Linked DNA regions of Mus musculus: region 1 is linked to region 2. A link is a loop called in an ENCODE intact Hi-C map of the cell type or tissue named here. Cell type or tissue: heart. All regions are shown on one strand. Links, peaks and the distances in the headings refer to the core of each region. The heading gives the core; the rest is flanking DNA. Region 1 overlaps Trim56 (tripartite motif-containing 56). Region 2 overlaps 4933404O12Rik (RIKEN cDNA 4933404O12 gene).

What was found. A loop is a pair of places that touch in the nucleus more often than their neighbours do. Peaks named below come from ENCODE experiments on the same cell type or tissue, not always from the same donor. Only the 100,000 strongest peaks of a DNase experiment are listed, where the experiment ranks them.
Region 1: a loop joins it to region 2, with 3 times the contacts of the local background. A loop is called at or near these places in 25 of 42 quality-filtered maps.

The regions. Positions count from the first base shown.
Region 1 is chr5:137,101,563-137,112,742 of GRCm38, reverse strand. It overlaps Trim56 (tripartite motif-containing 56), which reads left to right. Exons shown (of 3, transcript NM_201373.4): 3 at 1-1,457. The coding sequence ends at 287. Among named protein-coding and RNA genes, the nearest start is that of Trim56, 9.1 kb to the left of the region's middle. In heart, for the core only: CTCF peaks have their summits at 5,488 (motif pointing right) and 8,584 (motif pointing left); DNase peaks (open chromatin) are centred at 1,722, 2,459, 5,472 and 6,182; H3K4me3 peaks cover 321 bases; H3K27ac peaks cover 675 bases.
Region 2 is chr5:136,922,980-136,934,159 of GRCm38, reverse strand. It overlaps 4933404O12Rik (RIKEN cDNA 4933404O12 gene), which reads right to left. Exons shown (of 4, transcript NR_015555.1): 3 at 8,265-8,456; 4 at 1-421. Among named protein-coding and RNA genes, the nearest start is that of 4933404O12Rik, 9.4 kb to the right of the region's middle. In heart, for the core only: a CTCF peak has its summit at 4,945 (motif pointing left); a DNase peak (open chromatin) is centred at 4,919; H3K27ac peaks cover 700 bases.

The DNA of each region.
Region 1 (11,180 bases), core at 1,019-9,018, 180 kb before region 2:
GTGATGGGTTAGGTCAGGTGATCTGGGAATACAAGGGCCCTGGGTTACATGGCTGCCAGCCAGGTTCTGTGTCTGTGGATAAGAAGGGCTACATATTTCTGACCCTTCGAGAGGTAAACAAGGTGGTGATACTGGATCCCAAGGGGTCACTTCTTGGTGACTTCCTAACAGCATACCATGGCCTGGAAAAGCCCCGGGTAACCACCATGGTAGACGGCAAGTACTTGGTGGTGTCACTTAGCAATGGGACCATCCATGTCTTTAGGGTCAGGTTTCCTGACAGCTAAAGCGGCTTTTGGCTGGGGTGGGGGGCAGGTGGGGAGGGAGGGAGGGAGGGAGGGAAGGAAAAAGGGAGGGAGGGAGGGAGGGAGGGAGGGAGGGAGGGAGGGCATAATAGAAGCAGAGCCACCTATAGGATGAGTTGGCCAAGGGCATTTTCCCAACTAGCAAAATGCTTGTTCCTTTTGTGATGTACAGGGATAGAAGCTACTAAGAGTAGTGTTGGCTGGCAATAGCTTTGAGCACACAGCAGATGCCAGCAGTCAACCAAACTGCTTGCTTTGGAACAATTCCTGCAGCTAAGGCTGCTGCTGTAGTTTTAGGTGTTTTGAGATTTAGAAGCCTGATTCTTGATTTGTATTCTTCAGAACCATTCCTGGGATGGGGTCAGGACTCCTCTGTAAAGCACTTGCCTAGAACTCACCAATGAGAGACTCAGTAGTAGAGTGCCTGCTAGGTTCTACCAGTGAGGAGTCTGGGCATGGCTCACTGTAGAGGGCTTGTCTAGAATGCACCAATGAGGGTGGGGGCGTGGCTCAGTGGTAGAGCCCCTGCCTAGAATCCCCCAATGAGGGGCTGGGGGCGTGGCTCAGTGGTAGAGCCCCTGCCTAGAATCCCCCAATGAGGGGCTGGGGGCGTGGCTCAGTGGTAGAGCCCCTGCCTAGAATCCCCCAGGGAGGGGTTGGGGGCGTGGCTTGGTCTTAGAAGACTTGGCTAGCCTGCTGAAAGTCCTGAAGTCAATTCCCAGGCATATCTTCCTTCCTAAAAAACAAAAGAAAACAAAACAAAACCTTGGAGCAGGTGAAAGAGAATCCTAAGGGAGATAACATAAGTCATCCTCCAAGCAAAGGAAGACCAAGTATACGTCAAGATATGTTAGGCATGCTGGAAAGAAGGTGAGAACTGGCCATTCTCAAGGGGAACATGGGGTCAGAGGAGGCCAGAGATCTCAGAACAACAATAGCATTGCCAATCCATCGGAGTAGAAACTCCCTCAATGAAGTATGGGGTCAGAGGTCAGGGGTCAGAGAGTGCAGGCACAAGCAGAAGTGGAGGTATGAGATCAAATCCAGATGCAGCATCACACACACTCACACACACCTGTTATCCCAGCACTTGGGAAGCTGAGGCAGGAGGATTATATGTTTGAGCCCAGCCTGGGCTATACGCAGAGACTGTTAAAAAAAAAAAAAAAAGCTGGACTCTCTCCCAACTCTCAGGCACCAGCTTCTGTCCCACAGAGACTCCATCTTTGGCCGCATGTTCAAGTGGTTCAGCAAAGATGCCCAACGTTAAGAGGGAGTCGAACTCTTCCAGATGGTGGTTGAAAGGTGTCAGCATCCACACTCGTGGGTCCTGTCCAGAGGGCAGGGTTGCCTCGGCAGTGACCGTCCTTGAGTGTTTCACCAAGTGCATGGACTACACGCCATCCTCCCTTCGGTACCCACAAACCAGACATCTCTCGAGTTTTCAGAAGGCATCGAAGCCCTCAGAAGCCATGATGATAAGATCCACGTGGTGCTGATTAAGGCTTGCCAGCCAGAGACACAGCAGATGATGGGGGAGGGATGCTTATAGTTGTTGGTGAAGCCCACGGACACCCACCCCCAAGGTGATCAAAGTCTGCATCAACTGGTTCTAGTCGGACCAGAAGTTCTTGAAGATGGGAGCAGAACCTTTTCAGAGACACTAGTCTTCACGAAGCTCAGTGAGCTGAGGAGTAGCCAGGCTGGCCGGGGTCCCCTCACAAAGAAGATGTCCAGTGTCTGCAGGAGACAGGGTCAGAAGTGTTGGTGAACAGGGTATGTCAGCGTATGGCAAAGGAATATCCTGCTGACTTCCTGGGCCTGCAGGAAATGCAGGGATTCTTGGGTCTCTAGGATATCAGCGAGACTCGGGCGTTTAAGTCCGAGATGCCAGACGGACATTGTGAATGAAGTGTTGGCCAATGGCATCACCTGGCTGATGATAAGAGTGGGTCTGAAGGACTCCCTGACATCCTTGCAGGCTACGAAGGCTGGAGATCTCGATGGCACTGTTTGGGCGTGACTGCGATGAGGGGCGTGGACGACGTTGAGTGGGTGCTTGGCAGGGGCAAGATCACAAGGTCGTCACACACTCCAGCCCCTTCCCCACCATCAACAGGAAGATCACAGGTGCGGACACCAAGAAAGAAATGGCAATTCAGCCTGCCTAACATGCCGCTGGCCCGTAACCGCTTCATTCAGGTAAAGCTGGAGGACCGCGAGCTGCCCACTGACCTGCCCCCACTCCTCACCCCACCTTCTCAGCAGAGACACACATGATCCACCCCCCACCCTGAGCCGCTGGCTCTTCCCTCCCACCATCGCTGCACCTGCCCAGGTGGGCGGGGCCTGGGGCGGAGATTAGGGAGGTCCAACGTCTCCATGATTTCAAGGTCCATAAAGATTAGCCATGTTCCCTTAGCTCTAAAATAAGAGAAACACCATGTATCTTTTAAGGCCATTATGGGCCCAACGGAAAGGCATTAGTGATGCTTGGATGAATGGTGGGATTTAATACGCAAAAAATGGATATCTGTAATATATAATCTTAGAGGCAAATCACAAAACCACTAAACAGATAGTTAGCCAATCTGAAGTTAAATAGGATTTAACTTTTAAATAGGATGTGACATTTAAACAGATTATGAAATCTCTATAAGACTTTTCTTATGCTTTCTGTTTCCTGGAATCTTGTTTATTTATGCTTTTTGTTAGCTATCTTGGCAAAATCCCTTTTCAGAAATGTTAGCCTTTATGTGAATGAAGTGATGTGATTTCATCTGTGACAGGAGGGGTCTGGGGAGGCGCTGAAGCCCAAAGGCCAGCATGGGAGAATCTGGGAAGTCAGCAGTGATGGATGGGGGACCTAAGGCGGGAGGAGGCATAAAACTCTGGAGATACGCTTGGAGGTGAGTCGCAGTCACCTCAGTGTTTTTAATCTGTGGCAGCGTCTTTGGATGAAGACGGTAGGGGTGGCTTTGGAGGGTGTGTTTAGCCAGGGGGCTATGGAGAAATGAGGCTGAAGAGACATTTAAGGTAGGGATTATTATGACACAGTGTGTGTGTGAGACACAGGGGCCTTTGGAATAAAGTCCAGATGGAAGTTTAAGGATAGAGAAGGGACATCTTTTTCTGGACAGAATTCCCTGTTTGTAGAAACCAATGTAGGGAATCACCAATGTCCAGATTTGATTACATATAAAATTTAAAAGCTAGATATGGAGGTGCAAGCCTGGTATAATCCCCAGGACTCAGTTGGTGAGAGCAGAATTGTGAGTTCAAGGCCAGCCTAGGCTCCATAGTGAGCCCCTTCAAGTGGGGCTCTGGCTCTCAGTTGGTAGAGTGCTTGCCTGGCATAACCGACCCCTGGGTTCGATCCCCAGCACTGAATAAAAACAGGTATAGCACATACCTACAGTCCTGGCAGTCAGTCGGAATGGGAGACTCACAAGTCCATGGTTATCCTTGGCTAACCTAGCAAATTCCAAACCAGCCAAGGCTACGTGAGACCTTGGCTAAAACAAAACCAACAAAACTGCTCTTAAAAAAGCAAATGAACAACAACAACAAAAATGAATGAATAAATAAATAAATAAATAAATAAATAAGCTAACATAAAAATATATACACAGCAAAGCATAAGGGAAGACATGAGGGCCAGTAAGATTACAAACAACAGAGAATTTTGATTTGATGAGGAAAAGCTGAAATACCAGTTAAAAAAAAGGACACCTATCTGGACAAAGAAGAAAATAGTTTAGATACCCAGGGGAAGTATCTATGAGCAAGGACTTATAAAATGAAAAAGAATTCATCAAATAAAACCACTGGCATACGCCAAAGATAAAAGTTACAGATGTGTTCTGAAGAAACATGTAGATTCCTGGCACTATGAAATAATGCCTCCCAGAGAGTCATTTAGCAATATTTGCCACAGGAGGATTTTTTTATTTATTTATTTTTTTTTTGGGATGATTGTAAAACTATGTTAATCTCAGCCTGCCTAGAATTCCCCAGTGAGTGGCTCACTGGTAGAGTGCTTACTTGATATTTGTTCCGTCTCTAGCACTGGGGCGGGGGCAGGGGGCGAGGATGTCATCCCCCTTTGGGGAATGCATTCTGGGAAGATAATTCAGTAGCAGAAAAACATTTGCAGAGAGACCTTTACAGCTGCTTCATTAACTGGAAACCCCTCCGTGGTGAGGCAGCGGCTGAATAGATTGTGGTTTGATAGAATGAACGTCTGTGGATCACAACTATGAAAAGTATTTGGAAGAAAAGTATGTGATGTAGTCATAAGAGAGAGCACAGGGCTGGGGAGACAGCTCAGTGGCTAAGAACGCTTGCTATCCAGTCTCGAGGACCTGAGTTCAAATCCCCAACACCCATATAAAAAGCCAGGTGTGGCCACGTGTACCAGAGCTATAAGGGTAGGGGGCAGAGTCTGAGATCTGTTTACTGCCAGGCTTACAGGTTCATCGAGAGACCCTGACTCCAAGTAATAGGAGAGTAACAGCATGGACCCTTGGTGTCCTGTGGACCTTGTGCAGGTGCGCACACGTGCACTCATGCATGCACGCACAAGGAAAGACTGACCGGGCAGATTCTGATTGCGTAATGTGAGCCACTGGTGGGACTGTGTCCAAATAGTTGCCAGGCAGACAATGGATTCCCAATCTGTAAATAGTCAATGATTTGTTTCGGAGGTTACATCTTTTTGAGTTATTTTGGGCTGGTACTCACATCTGTACATTTCCATTTCAGTTAGTATTATATGCTTGAAGACTTCTATAAATAATATTTAAGAATAACTAACTAGTTGGCCAGATGTGATAGTGCACACTGGTAACTCTAGCACATAGAGTGAGGCAGGAGGATTGCTATTTTGGGACCGGGTGGTCTCCACAGATGATGGGATGGCTATGAAGTTCTGAGCATTCTCGAAAGTCTTGAATCTCCTGACCAATCCAGACCAAGTAGTAGGGATAAAGAACCAAATGGGATCAGAGCAGTTGTATAAAGGGGCAGACAGTGTGTGTGTGTTGTCATTCTCTGTCTGCACAGGCAAGTGCTCATTAAACGTCTGTGAAGTGACTTAATGTGTAGAGAGGGCTCTGACACTCAGTATGCCACAACCTTAAGCCAGCCAAACTGCAGAAATCTTGACTTGTGGGAAGTCTCCAGCAGGGGGCACTATTGTGCCTCTCAAGATAGACTTCAAAAGCAGAGAGAGAGAGATGATTGAGGTGTCCGCCTTCCTTTTGGGAAAGGAGGCGTAAGAGACAAGACTGTAGGGGCTTCTTGCCGGTATTTTGTGTAGCAGCAAAGATGCAGAGGTTCTCGGGAACCTGTATTGGGAGTGCACGTGTGGTGTGTGTGTGTGTTTGTGTGTGTGTGTGTGTGTGTGTGTGTGGTATTTCAGTGAGAGATCTTCAGAAATGAAGCCAGGCATGGTAGTGTAGGCTGCAGTCCCAGCAAAGTTGGGAGACTGAGGCAGGACGATAGCAGATTCAAGTCTTCCCTCAACAACTTAGGAAGACAATATTTTTTAAAAAAATAAAAAGAGGGTTTGAGCTGGTCGGGCACAGAGGGCTTGCTTAGGTTTCCCCAGTGAGGGGCTGGAGTATGACTCAGCGGTAGAGGTTTTGCCAACAGAAAGAGGGAGGAATCTCCTGATTCTGAAAGCGAATCCCCCAAATGCTAAAGAGACAGAGAACCAAGCGCTTCTTGGGGACCCTTGCAAGATGAAGGGAGATGCTAAACTCATAGCTTATATGCTCAATATTTGTATTACTTTCCAGAAGTTACACAAACAAGTCACTCAGCAAAACATACAAGTGACCACAGAAGCACAGGGAACCAATGGCCCCATGGCTAAGAGCCAGGGACATTCTCACAGCCAGCTGGGAATCAGCTGCTCTGACCGAGGACCAATTACCCTGACATTTCAGGAAAGTTTGTTGTTGTTGTTGTTGTTGTTGTTGTTTTAAAACCATGGCAAGAGTGGCCATATTTATCTTTGGATAGTTTATAGAAAATAGGATTTGGGGGAGGTGGGGCAAGCGTATGCTCTTTCACTGGTAAATCTATTATTTAATGCTATCATTTCCTTAATCCCTATGGGCACAATTCTGAATGTACATATGGCCAGGAGAAGTTTGATTTTTTTTTTTAATGTGCTAAAGGAAATGGGTAATATTGGCGAGCTGAGCTAGATGGAATTTGATTGACGGGTGGCAGGGGCCAAGGTGCCTGGCCATCTCTCTTTGGCAGGGAAGTTGAAGGTGGAAGCAGTCCTCTAAGTGGGAATTGAAGAGAGGAGGTGCAGACCTGAGAAGTAGGGAGAAAACTCCCTTACCTTAGCTGGTGGCAAACTGCCAGAGAAAGCAGTTGGAAGTGAGCGCGCTCTCTTCCCAGTGGAAGATGCTAGATCTTCAGGAACTTGGGATCCACCTGGGATTGGTGGAGCAGAGACGTCAGTGGCATCAGATATTCCTCTCCTCACATATTGGGCGAAGTATCTTGGTGACCAAGTAGAAGAGGGTGGGCATATACAGGGAAGAAGACCAGAAGAAGGTGGAACTTTGGGAAGACAACACAAGGTGTCTCCAGAGGACGTTGTAGCCAGTTATCTTAGGGACCAGGAGAGAGTGGGTTGAGGAGAGATCCTGAGGGTCAGCCCTGCCCACTTCTCAGTTGTCATGGGACCAAGTGCCTATGCTGTGAAGCCTTATAGTTCTATACATTGTACCTCCTGTTTCTAATAAAGTTCTCTGGAACCATTTCTGAATCAATTACTCTTGTGTACCTAGCCTTGTTTGCTTTCATGGTGCCGAGAAAGAAGACCGAGACCCAAAGCAGTCTGGGAAAGAGGGTTTATTTCAGCTTTCAGCTTGTAGGAACGCGGAGGCAGGAACCTGATGTCAAGAGCTGATGCAGAGGCCATGGAAGGATGCTGCCCCGCCCTGGCTTGCTCAGAGGCCAGAAGTCAGATGCCAATGGTTGTGAGCTGCCATGTGAGTGCTAGCAATTGAAACCAACTCCTCTGGAAAAGTAGCCAGTGTTCTTAACCACTAAGCCATCCTCTCTAGGCCCCTGGATTGCTCTTTTATGCAATGCAACTGGGGCCCATCTGCTGATCACCCTTAATGGGCTGGGCCCTGCTACATCAACTGTCAATCAAGAAAATGTCCCACAGGCTCCCTTCTGGCCAGTCTAATGGAGGCAGTTCCTCACTGACATTCCTCCTCCTGGATGACTCTAGTTTGTGTCAGGTTGACAGGAAAGCTAGCCAGCACAGTGGCTGTGACTGAAAGTACCTCACAGGGACTAGGGAGATGGCTCAGAGAGTAAAGCATTTGCCAAATGAAGCACGAGGGCCTGAATTCAGATCCCCAGCCTCCACAGAACAACCGGCTCGCTGATGCATGCCTATGATCCCCCGTGCTGGAGAGGCAGACATGGACAGATCCCTGGAGTTCATGGGTTAGCTCGTCTAGCTGAATCAGCGAGCTTCGAGTTAAGTGAGAGACCCTCTCTCAGATGTGTAGTGACAAGATAGCTGTCACCAAGCCAGATGGCCCGAGTTTGATCCCTGGAATCCACCTGGGTAGAAAGATGGGCTGATTCCTGCAAGCTCTCCTCTGGCTTTCACATGCCCACCATGGCATGTGTGCTCCTGCCCCAAGTACAAACCCAAAATAACATGAATAAAGTGTGTGAGTGTGTGTGTGTATGTGTGTCTGTTTGTGTGTGTGTGGGTCTCTGTGTGTGTTGTGTGAGAGAGGGAGAAGACACCCAGCATTGACTTCTGACTTACATTCCGCACACATAGACATAGCTACACAAAGACACACAGTAACCCTGCAGAAACAAGAGAGAAGGGACGCATCTCAGCTCACAGTTTCAAAGGGTCTCAGTCCGCCATGGCATTAGGAGTGTGTGATAAAGACTCCTTATATCACAGGGAACCAGGAAGTAGTGCAGACTGAAGCCGGGGGACAGATGTAACTTTCCAAAGCTCACCCCCTTGGTGACACACTTCACCACCATGCCCCACCTCTTAAAGTCTCCATCCCCCACCCCACCCCAGCCCCCAGAAGACTACTGCAAGCCAGGGGCAGTTGCTTGGTGGTGGAGAGATGGCTCAGCAGTTGAAAGCATGCACTATTCTAGCAGAGGACCTTAGTCCAGTTTCCAGTATCTCCCTTCACATGAGCCTCCCTTAACTCAAGCTCCAGGGGAGCTGACACCCTCTTTTGGCTTCTGTGGGTACTGCAGGCAGGTGTACATACCCATACTCATAGCTGAAAGTAAATAGAATCTCAAAACATGAGCCTGTGAGAGACATTTCACATTCAAACCGAGACAGATGAGCTCCGGGGCATGGAGAATGTTCAACACCAGTACCTAGGAAGCAGAGATTACCATGGCTGCCTGGTGGTCACTCCCTGGATGGGCACACAGATTCCTTGAAGACACTGTAGAGGAAGAGTGACCACAGCACAGTGATCCTGTGACCCAGACTCCTCTCAGCTCTGCTGTTCTGCAGGGCAAATGGAGCCCTCCAGAGCAACGCTCTGCTTCTGATGTGAGCCTTCCTGAGAGCCATGCACTGAGCCAGCAAGAAGGCACAGCAGGAAAGTTGTGTGCTGCCAAGCCAGAAACCCCACAAGGTGGAGGGAGAGAAGCGACTCCCTCGGGTTGTCCTCTGACCTCCACACATCTGCAGTGGCATACAAACAGGCACACATGCACGCACACACAACCAAGAATGGCTTTGTTTGTTTGTTTGTTTGTTTTTAAGAGACACACGGTAGTGTGCCCTTACAATCCCAGCCCTGGAGATGTGGCTGGTCAGCCTGGTGAGTCCTACTTGTGAGTCCTAGGCCAATGAGGCCAATTCTCAAACATACGAAGTAAATGGAGCCTGAGGCCCGACAGCCATGGCTGTCCGCTGGTTTCCGCTACCTCACGCTGGCTCACACGTGCACAGATACGCCCACACACAAGACAGGAAGATAGAAGGAACAAAGGAGGATGGAGGCCTTGAAGAAGTCTAACACGCAGATGCAGGAAGATAATTCTGAGACAGTTCCCACTCTGGGCTGCCCCTCCCCTCCACTGCCTTGTTCTTCCAGCCAGGACCCCCAGCAAGGAGAAAGAATGACAGCCTGGGAGGGAATGCTGTGAATGGCCTGGCTCAGGGACAGCCTCACTGCTGCAGTGACAGCCTACAGAAGAATTCTGCAATTCATTCTCCGATGACTAAGCGTAGACCTGGGCGCTTGGGCGAGCCCGGGGGAACGTGACTCAGCAGCAAGCTGAGGGGGCCTGGCGGCGACAGGAGACTGCCTCAGTCCATGTGAGCCAAGATTACAGAGAGGACAACTAGTTCCCAGCTTCAAACCCCAAGGCGGAACGCCTGCCTCTGTGGTCAGACCCACGAGGGGCTCGTGCTCCAAGCCATGTGGCTGCGAGCCTCCTCCCTCCAAACCCACTTATCCTGCTGTGCACCAGGGAAGCCACGGCTACACCAGTGTTGGGGGTCACCCCTGCTGCCCACAGCTCTGGCTGAAAAGCCTTGTTGCAGGGAGAGTCTGGGTCCCAGAGAGAGTAGAAGAGACATAGAGAGAGAGGGGGATGAAGGGACTCATCCCAGGCTAGACGCGTGATCGGAGCTTCCTGCCTGCCTTGAGCGGCTGGAGAGGGGAGCTTCCAGGCTTCACCTTTCTAAGGGGCCAACTCCGAAAACATCTTTGCGGATTCAGAAATGACAGTGTCTTATTTTCTCTTCTCCAGACCAGATGGTTCATCATGAGCTATCTGGAGGGGGAAGCAATCCCAGCTAGGCACGGTGAGCCATGCCTGTAATCCCAGCACCTAGGAGGTAGCAGCAATCGGATGTGGAGCTCAAGAGGCAGCCTTAGCTATAGAGCAAGACTCTGTGTCAAACAAAGGACACACGTGAATGGGGAAGGAGAAGGGAAGGGAAAGAGAGGAAAATAGCATTTCGGGGTGGGGTGGAGACAGACAGAGAGAGAGACAGAGGCCATGGTCGTGGCATGGTCATGCAAAGAGAATGTCTCACACACAAGCCATCTCCCTCTACCCCTGGTCCTTGCTGGAGTTTCTAAGCCTGTTCGGCATGGCCAGGCTCCTACACATAACGGGGTAAGGCCTCTGACTCAGGGAGTGTGCATCACGGGTGGCTACTCTCTAACCATCTACAGGCTGCTGAGAAAACACATCTTGTGCCAACCCTAGTTCCTTCCATGCAGCTTGAATTCCATCCTTCCGAGTTACTGGCAACTTTGTAGTTGGGGTGAAGCGAAGCCCTGCGGCCAAACGGATCCCTTTCCTTAGGGGGAAAGTGTGAGGAAGACTGTGGTAGCTCAAATCTGGGAAGAAAAGATGGCAAGTTCCTCTAGGAGATCTTTCTCTTGCAGGGTTTATTTAGTTCTGAGATGGTTTCAGGTAGCCCAGGCTGGCCTCACACTCCCTCTGTAGCAGAGGATGAGGCAAGCACAGAACCAACTGAGATACATCCCTATCTCTGCCCTGCTTTTTTGTTTTTGTTTTGTGGAGTGGGGTTGTTGTTTGGTTTATTGTTGTTGTGATGCTGTGGTTTTTCTTTTTTTTTCTTTTTTTTCTTTTTCTTTTTTTTTTTTTTTTTTTTTTTTTTTTTGGCTGTTGTTTCTTGAGGCAGGGTCCCTGGCTTCAAAATTGTGACAATCCTCCTGCCTCAGACTCCAGAGCATTGGGATGGTATGCAGGAGACACCACAATTGGCTCCTTCTGGCTTTATGGAATAGATCCTTGCTACATGAAGCCTGAGCTGGACTTCAATTCAAGATCCTCCAGCCTCCGACTCCT
Region 2 (11,180 bases), core at 1,008-9,007:
GCCTCCCCTGCAAGCTGGGTGTGGTGAGTCAGCACACCCGTGCCCATTCTTGCTTAGTCACCAAGTGCCCCTTCCCAAGGTCATTCCTGCATCCTAGCACAACTCTAATTAATAACATCTTCAAGCAGAGGGGAGGGGACTGGGGCTCCAGCCCCTTTATGGATCTTCTGAGCTAATATGGCTGGGCGGCCTGGTGGCGAGGGTCAGGGCTAGGGTGGAAGGTGTAGCAGTAAGAAATCTCCTACCGCCCTGTGTGAAAACTATCTGGAAACGAAGTTCATCTTCAAAGGCAACTGGCCAGAGCCCATCTCCTATACCACAGAGTCCATAGTGACACACAGCTACTAGGCACGGCCCTTCCCTCAGTGTTGCAGCACTTGAAGACTCCGTGGAGAATGCAAAAGACACTTTCAAATATTGTCTGTCAGGGAAGAAGAAAAAAACAGGTATAAGTAGACCATAGATGAAGAGAGCTTTTTTTTCATTTATTTATTTATTTTTGATTGTGTGGTGGAAGAGTGAAAATGGGTCAGAAGGGAAGGAGGGAGGGAGAGAAGGAGGCCTTCACATGCTGGGATGATCTGTGCCTTGGGAAGGAGGGCAGCCAAATGGGTTAGTGTGTGGTCAGTCGCGGTGTTTTATCCAAAAGACTTTGGTTCTGGCCTCCTATTTTATTCTCAAAGGGCAGTCTGGGAACCCTGCACGGATAGAAAGGGAAACCACGTCACGTCACGTCACGTCACGCAAGCAAGCAAAACCAAAACCAAAACCAAAATTATATGTCTGTTAAGCAAAGCCAAGCCAAGCCAAGCCTGCTACATTCATTCTACAAAGGCTGATAGCCTGCCACCTTGGTCTACGGAGTGAAAACAAGTAGAAGGAGAAAAAAATTAAATATTACTTTGTTAGAACTTTTCTATATTTTAAGAAGCATTACACGGCTTGACATCCAAACTCTCTGGTTCACTAGTGCATCTTCCTGGCATCTCTCAGACAATGCTTCCCAATGCAATGCCTACCTCCTCCATGATTGTTCCCCACTGTGGTGTGTGCATGCATGCGTGCATTCCACAGCACAACCATAAAGACAGACGAGACAGCTAGGGTTATGAAAAACAGAAGGCAGGAGGAATTGGCTGACCTCCTTATCTACATTGTTCCAATGTGCCAGAGGCTGTTCACCTTGGAGACCTGCTGCGGATATGGGTGAAGAGAGCTTTTGTAGACACCAAATCCACACAGAAACTTGTCAATGTATAGGCTCACAGAATCCTGGAGGGCTTTCAGGAAGAGGTGGGCTTTGGGCAGGCTTGAAACATCTGCCTCTTACCTATCATCTCAGCAATCAGTAGGCTGAGGCAGGGGAATGGCAAGTTTGAGACCAGTCTGGGTTATATAGGTGGTCCTGGGCTGTATAAGAAAGGTAGCTAGCTGGTGGCTGGAGAGATGGTTCAGCGGTTCAGACTGCTCTTCCAGAGGTCCTGAGTTCAATTCCCAGCAACCACATGATGGCTCACAGCCATCTGTAATGAGATCTGATGCCCTTTTCTGGTGTGTCTGAAGAAAGCTATAGTGTACTCATATTCATAAATAAATCTTAAAAAAAGAAAGAAAGAAAGAGAGAGAGACAGGAAGAAAGAAACAAAGAAAGGAAGGAAGGAAGGAAGGCAGGCAGGCAGGCAGACAGGAAAGGTAGCTGAAGAAACCAAGGGCGGCAAGCCACATTGCTGCAAGGCTGCTGTGTCAGTCCCTGCACTGAGCTTCTGCCCTGGTTTCTAGATGATGAACTGAGCCTGTGGGACAAATGGCCTCTTTTGTTCCCGAGTTGCCTTCAGTCATGGTATTTATGACAGCAACAGAAAGCAAACCAGGCCTCAGCCTAGTTCTCACGTTGGGCCAGGCTCTACCCAGACATTGGATGGGATTCAGCAGAAAGCCAACACATTCTTGCCGCAGAGGGAATCTTTGTACACTATGAATAAGGGAAAATTTCCATTCACTCCATAATTCATACTGGAGAGGCAGACTCCCAATGAATGCAGGGAGGGAGGACGCTCCTTGGATGGAGGCGAACAGCCATCGAGAGGAGACAAATCACAGGACGGATACAGCACCTGAATAGGCTCGAACCCACGTCAGAGCTCATCACCCTGGAGAAAACGCACATCCTCCTCGTGTGGAAGTGGAGTTCCGAGGGGGCCCCACTGCACCCAGCGTCAGATGAGCCGTTGGGAGCTAAAGCCTTTGAATGGAATGAATCGGGGGTGGCAATGGCTCAGGGGACAAATCAAGTCTTATTCATCAGCTGAAGGTTCCGGCTGGGATGAGGGTGGATGCTCGCTCGTCATCGGTGACGTGACGAGGCTCCGGGGGCGCTCCTATCTCACAAGACGGATACCAAAGAAGTCCCCACCCCCACCCCCAGGACAGTAGTGGAGGGGAGACAGACTTAGAGGGTCATCTTGATGGCTCCCATGCTCGGAGCAGCAGCAAAGACAAGACACAGAGAGCCAGGTGTGCCTACAATCCCAGCACTTGGGAGACTGAGGCAGAAGGGTCATGGGTGAGTGGGGCTGCTTTGGTGGCTTGGTGTGTAAAGGCACTTGCTACCACAAATGACCTCCTACAAGATGACCTCTGACCTCCACACCTATTGTGCCCTACCCCCACACAAATAGCTGTAATAAAAAAGTAGTACAGGTAAATAAATAAACTAATTACTATAAAAAAGAGTTTGGGCCAAGCCTGGGCTACTTAGAACCCCGGCCTCAAAACTGGGAATGTAGTTGAGTTGGTAGAGCGTTTTGTCTACCACTCTACAAACCCTCATAGAACCCATGCTAGCTTCAAAGTAGCCATGCACTTTCTGGAAGGTTCTTCCCTGCCTTTCAGCAGAGAACACCTTTCCAGAAGTCTCTGTGGCTTTCATGGTGTCAGGTGATGTCATTCTCCCCTGAGCTCCCGGCGGCCCAGCACTTCCACTTTCAAAACTAAACAAACCGACTGGCCTGCCTACTAGAAGGGGAGCCCCAGGAGAGCCTGGGTCAGGCTTGCCTGTTCACTGCCCCAGTGCCACAGCGCCTGGCTCCCCCATGAGGCTCCCTGGGTCCTGGGTTCTATCCATAGCACCACATAAACCTGGCACAGCGATGCATCCCTGTGACCTCAGCATCTGGAAGACTGGGACTTCAAGGTCACCTGGGACTTTATAGTAAACAAAGACAGCCAGGGCGAGAAGCAGGCAGGGAGGGTGGAAACAGAAAGGCTAGGTTTAAGGGACACTAGTGTCTTTGGGACAGAGAGCTCCAGATGACACACAGTCCTGCACAGGTGACCCTTGGGGTCCACTAAGAGTCTCCAACCCTGTACATAAGAGAAGAATCTAGGCCTGTGCTTCCCAAAACATCCTTCTCCTGCTGGGCTACATGTCTCCTTCATAGCCTCTCTCTCCTCTTTATTACACAGTAAAATCTCCATCCTTTCGGTGGTTTTTTGAGACAGGGTTTCTCCATGTAGCCCTGGTTGTCCTTGAACTCAGAGATCTGCATGCCTCTGCCTCCCATGTGCTGGGGTGAAAGGTGTGTGCCACCGCCACCGGGCTCTGGGTTCTTTCTTTAGTTCCTTGCCTTGGTCTTGTGAGGGCTCCTGATGCCTCATCCCCAGGAACTCTGCTTGCCTGCGATCAGCAGGAAGGCCTGGCCGCTGTGTGTTCCAGAAGCCGCTGCAGTGGATGGGTTACTTGTAAATATCGTCAGAGCAACCTCTGCTATCTGGTGCTGGGATACAAGACAAAGAAGAAGGAAGGGCCAAGTACAAGTGGCCAGGTGGTCTTGGAGTTCTAGGGGGGTCCCTGTGTTCAAAGGTGTCCAAAAAGGGTTTAGAAGAAAGAACTGCAGAAGTTGGGCCTGGTGGCTGGCAATGTCAGGCTGTGCTTGGTTTCCCTGGAAGCTCAGCTACGGACTCTCTACACATCAGAAATAAAATGGGGTGTGGTGATGCAGGCCCGTCATTCCAGCATTATGGAAGCTGAGGCAGGAGGATCTTAGTTCCAGGCCGGCCTAAGCTGTACAGTCAAATGTGGTGGCTCAAGACTATAATCCTAGCATTTAGGACTGTATTGGGAAGAGGAGCAGGGTTCAAAGCCACAACCAGCTATGTCGTGAGTTTGAGGCTAGCATGGGTTATGTGAGGCCCTATTTAAAAAACACAACAAAAAGCAGACACAACATAGCCTGTGAGAGGCAGAGCCCAAACTGGAAGTTCCTGAAGTTGCATCTACCTTAGACTAAACCACATGGTCTTTCAATCGCCACAAGGGACAAAGGGCAGAACTGGTAACACCACTACTCGGGATGTGTTTCTAGAGACTCTGGGGACATCGGAAAGCCATGTGAATGGGAAGGTCAAGGCTGAAATGGTCACGCACCCACTTAGCACACCTCTCCCGAGCCTCACGGAGCCTCACGAGGGAGCCAGGCGCCGTGGCACTGGGGCAGTGAACAGGCAAGCCTGACCCAGGCTCTCCTGGGGCTCCCCTTCTAGTAGGCAGGCCACCAGTTTGTTGAGTGTTTTGAAACTGCAAGCGCTGGGTCCTGGGAGCTCGGGGGGAGAATGATCTGACACTATGAAAGCCACGGAGACTTCTGGAAAGGTGTTCTCTGCTGAAAGGCAGGGAAGAGCCTTCCAGAAAGTGCGTGGAGCAGCCCATGTTGACACAGAGGAAGCAGGTATGGCTATCTCACTGTATGAGCCCTCATGCCCACTCCCAAGGTGGTTTCTTATTGGTACAGAGAGCAGGCTGAGTGGGGAGTGGCTCAGGGTGACCTGGATAAAACACTCACTGGTTTCTTTCTGTCCCCTGGAGGGGGCAGGAAAAGCTGGTGAGGTTTAAAGCAGGCTTTGTGAGGGACATTCATGGACAAATATCGCCCTCTTGTGGCTGAGAGCAGTATTGCCTAGACGAGCAAGACTGGGCCTGCTGATAGTCTTTTCTAGTAACCCCATGCCAGGGTTTAGTGGCCTGAGAATCCTCTAGGGTGATCAACGGGGAAAATACATAAATAAACACATACATGCATGTTCATCTAGTCAGCAGGTGTTCCACAGGTATTCAAATGTCCACCCATGGTTCTTGTAAAATAGCAACAGTAAAAAGTTTTCTCACACTAATATTTTAGCTTTTGTTCATAACAGGGGAAATGTAATACAAGAGTAAAAAAGAAGAAAAACGGACCGGCGAGATGGCTCAGTGAGCAAAGGCACTTGCTGAGAAAAGTCTGACAACCTGAATTTGATACCAGGACCCACAGTAGAAAGAGTCAACTCCCAAAAGCAAGCATGTGCTAAGCCTGCAGACACACACACACATACAGAAACACACAGACACACACACTCACAGAGACACACACACACACACACACATACATACAGAGACACACACACACAGACACACACAGAGAGACACACAGACACACACACATATATACAGAGACACACAGACACACACACAGAGACACACACACACATACAGAGACACACAGACACACACATAGACACATAGACACACAGACACAGACACACACAGACACACACAGACACACACACATACAGAGACACACAGACACAGACACAGAGACACACACACACATACAGAGACACACAAACACACACACACAGACACACACATATATACAGAGACACACAGACACACACACACACACACACACAGACACACACCCACAGAGACACACAGACATATACAGTCAGACACACATATCCCCCTCCCAAACACACAAAGACACACAGACAGACAGACACACACACACCCCTCCCAAACACACAAAGATAAGAAGCAATAGAGCAGTGGCCCAAGGGGGTACCTAGGAAGGAGCTAGGCTGCTGTAATGTGAGCCGGTTGATGCTGGCAACGAACCACTATTCAGGTGGCTTCCAGCTTCCTTCCACACCAGGCTGGCCACAAATCTACTCGGGGGCTGGGAATCCAGACTGACGGTTGCCCACTGGTCCTCTCTGGTTAGTTCCTTGGGTCCCTTCAGCTCACACACCTGCTGAGAGGAGGGGCTGCCTTTCCTACAAAGTTACAGGGATGATTATGTAAACTATAAACAGTGTGCTGTTGCAGCCAGGTGGTGGTGGCACAGCCTTTAATCCCAGTACTTGGAAGGTAGAGGCAGGAGCTCTGTGAGTTCCAGAACAGGCGGGGCTACAGAGAAACCCTGTCCCCACCAAAAAAAAAAAAAAGTGCTGTTGCAGAAATGTGTGTGTGCAAGAGAGAGGAGAGGGAGAGAGCGGGGAGAATGAATATAAAACACATAAATAAACAAGGGCTACATCGAAACAAGCTTGTCCAAGCTTAGCTGTACACTGAGACTCAAGTCTAAATTGTGAAGTGAGTCAGAGTCTCATCACGCCTTTGGGAACTGGGAGCCAAGGCCAGGTTTCCATGCCCAACCCTTGCTAGCCCCTATCAGCATATCAGCTTGGTCATTCAGAGGGCGTCTTCTTGGATCAGAGGGCTTGGGTCAATCTTCCATCAGGGTGGACCAGCAGTGGCACAGGGCCAGGTACAGTACAAGGGACAGGGACTTCTGATGCTTGCAGTCCTGTCATCTGAGGTCTCTGGTCTGCCATTATGCCTGGCTTCCATCAATCAATCTCTCTCTCTCTCTCTTCCCCCCTCCTTCTTCTCCTCGTCCTTTTCCTCCTCTTCCTTCTCTTTTTTTCTTTGAGACAGGGTCACCCTATGCCACTCTGGCTGGCCTAGAACTCACTATGAAGATCAGGCTGGCCTTGAACTCACAGAGATCTACCTTCCTCTGTCTCCCAAGTGCTGGGACTGCAGGAACACAGCACCATACCCGGCTCTTAAGCATCCAGCACGGCGATGGTCTTTTATATAAAGTCTCTCTCTGAAAGCTCCCTGCGGATAGGCGCAGCTTCAAGTCAACCCTCTGATGAGCCTGCAAACTGTGAATGGGGGGTTCCAGGGGCTGACCACAAACATGGGGTTTCCACGTGCAGAGCACCCCGTGGGTTACTCCCAAGTGTGGTTTCCTGCTGGGTCAGACAGCATTAGGGGAGAAGGACTTCCCACAATCTGTGGACTTACTGTGTGAATCTGAGACGTCCTCACATTCTGAATGATCAGTCCCTGGCTTGTGCTGCTGTTTTTAGATTTATTTTTCTGTGCTAGGACACATGAGTGCCGGTGTTTGAGAAAGCCAGAAGAGGGCATCAGAGTGGCCGTGAGCTGCCCATGGTGGGTGCTAGGAATCAACTTCAGGTTCTCAGCAAGAGCAGGAGCTCTCACTGCCTACCCATATCTCCAGCACCTTACGGGGCTACATTGAAGGCTGTGGAGTTTTCAGTTGGAGGGGCCTGGTCTGTGCTAAGTTACTCTGGGCAGGCCTTCGAGGATTCCCCTCACGTCTGGTCCCAGTCTATTCTGTCTCTTCCTTCTCTACCACTATGTGAGAAGTCTTTGCCACGTACTCCTGTTGCTGTGAGCTCTGTAATGCCCTCCCTGGTATGACGGACCGAACGAACCCTTCAAGCCAGCGGTTCTCAACCTTGCTAATGCTGTGACCTTTAACTCCTGGTGTGCTGACTCACCCCGAACCATAAAGTTACTGTCATTGCTACTTCATAACTGTAATTTTGCTACTGTTATGAATCGTAACTTAAATATCTGTGTTTTTTGATGATCTGAGGTGACCCCTATGAAAGGGTCATTTGACCCAAGGGTTCACGACCCACAGGTTGAGAACTGCTGCTCTAAACCACAAACCTAAAGAAACCCTTCCTTTCTTTAGCTGCTTCCTGTCAGACAGTACATTCTAAATCTCTCTCTTTCTATGTATGTGTGTGTGTGCGCGCCATTGTGTGTGCAGGTGACCTCAAAGGCGGGAAAAAGGGTGTCAGATCCTTTGGAGATGGAGTTATTATTATAGGTGGTTGTAAACTACCCAGTGTGGGCGCTGGAACTCAAACTTGGGTCCTCTGCAAGAGTAGCAAGTTCTCTTAACCACTGAGCCATCCTACCAGCCCTGTAGGATTCTGGCTGCGGGGATGAAGGAAGTAAGTGGCTCGGCGCTTTCTCTCCCAGGCATTGGAGGGGCAGTACCCCTGAGAGGCAGAGCCAGCTTTGGCAGCCAAGCTGTCCAACAGAACCCCTCCCTCAGACCCTCTAATGCCTTAGGCACACTGTCATACGATGGGTCTTCTGACTGGAACAAGGAACTCACCTGGACTGTAAGCTGGGTCCCTCTCATGTCCTTCAGAGTTCTTCCCTCTTCTTTCCTGCTTGGATCCTGAGGCCAACGGAAGGGGAATGAACACACTGCGATGTTCTTCGGCAGGGGTGCGCGAGGCTTCCTCAGAGGGCTGCTTCAGGTCCCTTCACAGGATTAACTTTCAGACAGCTGCCAAGGCGAACTCTTAAAAACATAGAGGATTCAAATGTTACCTCAACAAAGAGGTCCATGAGCCCGCCTTTCCCCCCTGGACCCAGAGTACCTGTTGCATACAGTACAACAATGAGGTCAAAGTTGTATCATCTTAAGGGATCAGGGTTTTTGTTGGTTCATTTGTTTATTTGTTTATTTATTTACTTTTTTATTTTTAAAGATTTATTTATTTTATGCATGTAAGTATAAGTATACTTCCGCTGTCTTCAGACACCAGAAGAGGGCATCAGATCCCATTACAGATGGTTGTGAGCCACCATATAGTTGCTGGGAATTGAACTCAGGACCTCTGTAAGAGCAGTCAACGGTCTTAACCGCTGAGCCATCTCTCCAGCCCCCGTATGTATGTATGTATGTATGTATGTATGTATGTATGTATTTTATTTTGGTTTTTCGAGACAGGATTTCTCTGTGTAGCCCTGGCTGTCTTGGAACTCACTCTGTAGACCAGGCTGGCCTCGAACTCAGAAATCTGCCTGCCTCTGCCTCCCAAGTGCTGGGATTAAAGGTGTGCGCCACCATGCCCGGCGTATGTATTTATTTATTTAAGACAAGACCTCCTGTAGCCCAGGCTGGCCTTTAACTCTCTACAGCTAAGGATGATGCTTTTTTTTTTTTCCTTTTTAAAAATAGTGTTTCTCTGGGTAGCCCTGGCTGTCCTGAAACTTACCTGAAACTTGTAGACCAGGCTGGCCTCAAACTCAAGAGATCTGCCTGCCTCTGTCTCCCAAGTGCACCACCACGTCCAGCACCAAGGGTGATCTTGAGCCCCCACTCCTTGCACTCGGACTGCAGGTGTGTGCCACCTCACTCCGCTTACATGCATCACAGGAGGAACCCAGGGACTCACGCTGGATCAGCGCTCTACCGATTGAGCCATAGCCCCAGCCCTTAGATATTTAGTGATCCATCCGTCCTATGCCACAGCCACAGCAAAAGATGATGGACACCTTTCTTGTTTTGTTTGTTTGAAACTAGGCATCACTGTGTAGCCTTGGCTGGCCTGGACCACTCTAGGTAGACCAGGCTGACCTTGAACTCCCAGAGATCTGCCTGCCTCTGCCTCTGAGAGCTAAGATTAAAGGCACAGTCGACCATACCTTTTTAGAAACAGACTACTTTTCTAAATTATTGATTTGTGTGCATTTGTGCCTGGGTGTCTGTATAGAGGCAGGGTCTGGGGTTCATGATGTCTCAGCTAGGTTGAGAGCTGACAAGTCCCAGCAATCCCCCTGTCTCTGATCCCTTCCATGGGGCTAGGGTAGGTGCTGGGCTCTGAACTCTGGTCCTTATGACTGAATGATAAGAACTGTTAACCTCTGAGTTGTCTTTCCAGGAACTTTTTTTTTTTCCAACTCCTGATCTTCCTGGCTTATCGCCCAAGTTACAGGACAACCCTGGGGCAGCACCACACCTGGCTGAGGGTTAAAGCAGGTTGTAAACCAAGTCTTAGTGAGATTACAACTTATCTTCATTTTCTTTTCTAGGTTCATTTGGTTTCTTTTAAACCCATGGGAGAGCTCCCCCGCTAGGGTTTCACACTCCTGGTGGGGGCAGGTTGGGGGGGGGTACGGGATGAGGAAGGAGGAGAGGTCTGAGGTGAGGGAGGTGTGAGGGGTTTGGGTGGAAGAACTTGAGCTCTGCTAGCGGCTGAGTGGAAGGTGTGGCTGGCACGCGCTGGGGAGGCTGCCTGATGGGGTGTTGGTGAGTGATCCCCAAGGGCAGAGTCCTGGTAGGCTGTCAGGGAACAGCAGCTATGTGAGACAGGGTGGAGCACTGCTCAAGGCCTAGGAGGACTCTGGCAGAGGCTGTGGCTGCCGTGTGGAGAGGTCTGGGTCAGCTGCAGGACAATCAAGGGCAAGCAAGGGGGGTGGGTATGGTAAGCTGGGCTTGACACTGCTGCTGGGCAAAGAGCAAATACAGATCATACATAGGAACGAGCCGAGTGTGTGGCTCACGCTCGTGACCCCACGCCTCAGGAGCTGAGGCTAGATAATTACTAGTTTCGGGTCAACCTAGTCTACACAGCAAAGCCCTGTTTCCAAAACAAAACAAACCCTAAAAACAACAAAACAAAACAAAACCAACAAAAAAACAAAAAGAAAAAAAAAACCCAAATCACATATAAACTATAATAAAAAAGAACTTCTGTACGTTAAGCACTCTGTAATCTAGAAAGTTCTTTTAACTTACTACTTATTTAATATATTATCTAGGCACAAGATCAAACCCAAGGCTTTGTGTGTACTAGGCAGGGGCTCTACCACTGAGCCACACCCCAGCCCCTCACTAGGGGATTCTAGGCAGGGGCTCTACCACTGAGCCACGCCCCCAGCCCCTCACTGGGGGGTTCTAGGCAGGTGCTCTACCACTGACCCACACCCCAATCCTTGTGTGTTATTTTATCTGATATTCATACATAGAGAAACAGAGGCTCAGAGAAGTTCCAGAACTTGCCCCAGCGTGTCCTGCTATGCACAGGGAGCCAGAGCCCGATTCTAGCTAGTGACTGTGCATCACTGGGCTGGGCAGGTAGACAGTGGTTCTGGTCAATGACACTAAAGTCATTGAGAAGCTGGAGATTTCTCACACCCAGTGACGAGTACACGTGCTGCTCAGCACTGAACAAGAGTCCTGGCTGCGTTATGTGCTGAACCACAGGCTGGTCCCGAGAGGGTTCGGCTCTGGTGGCTC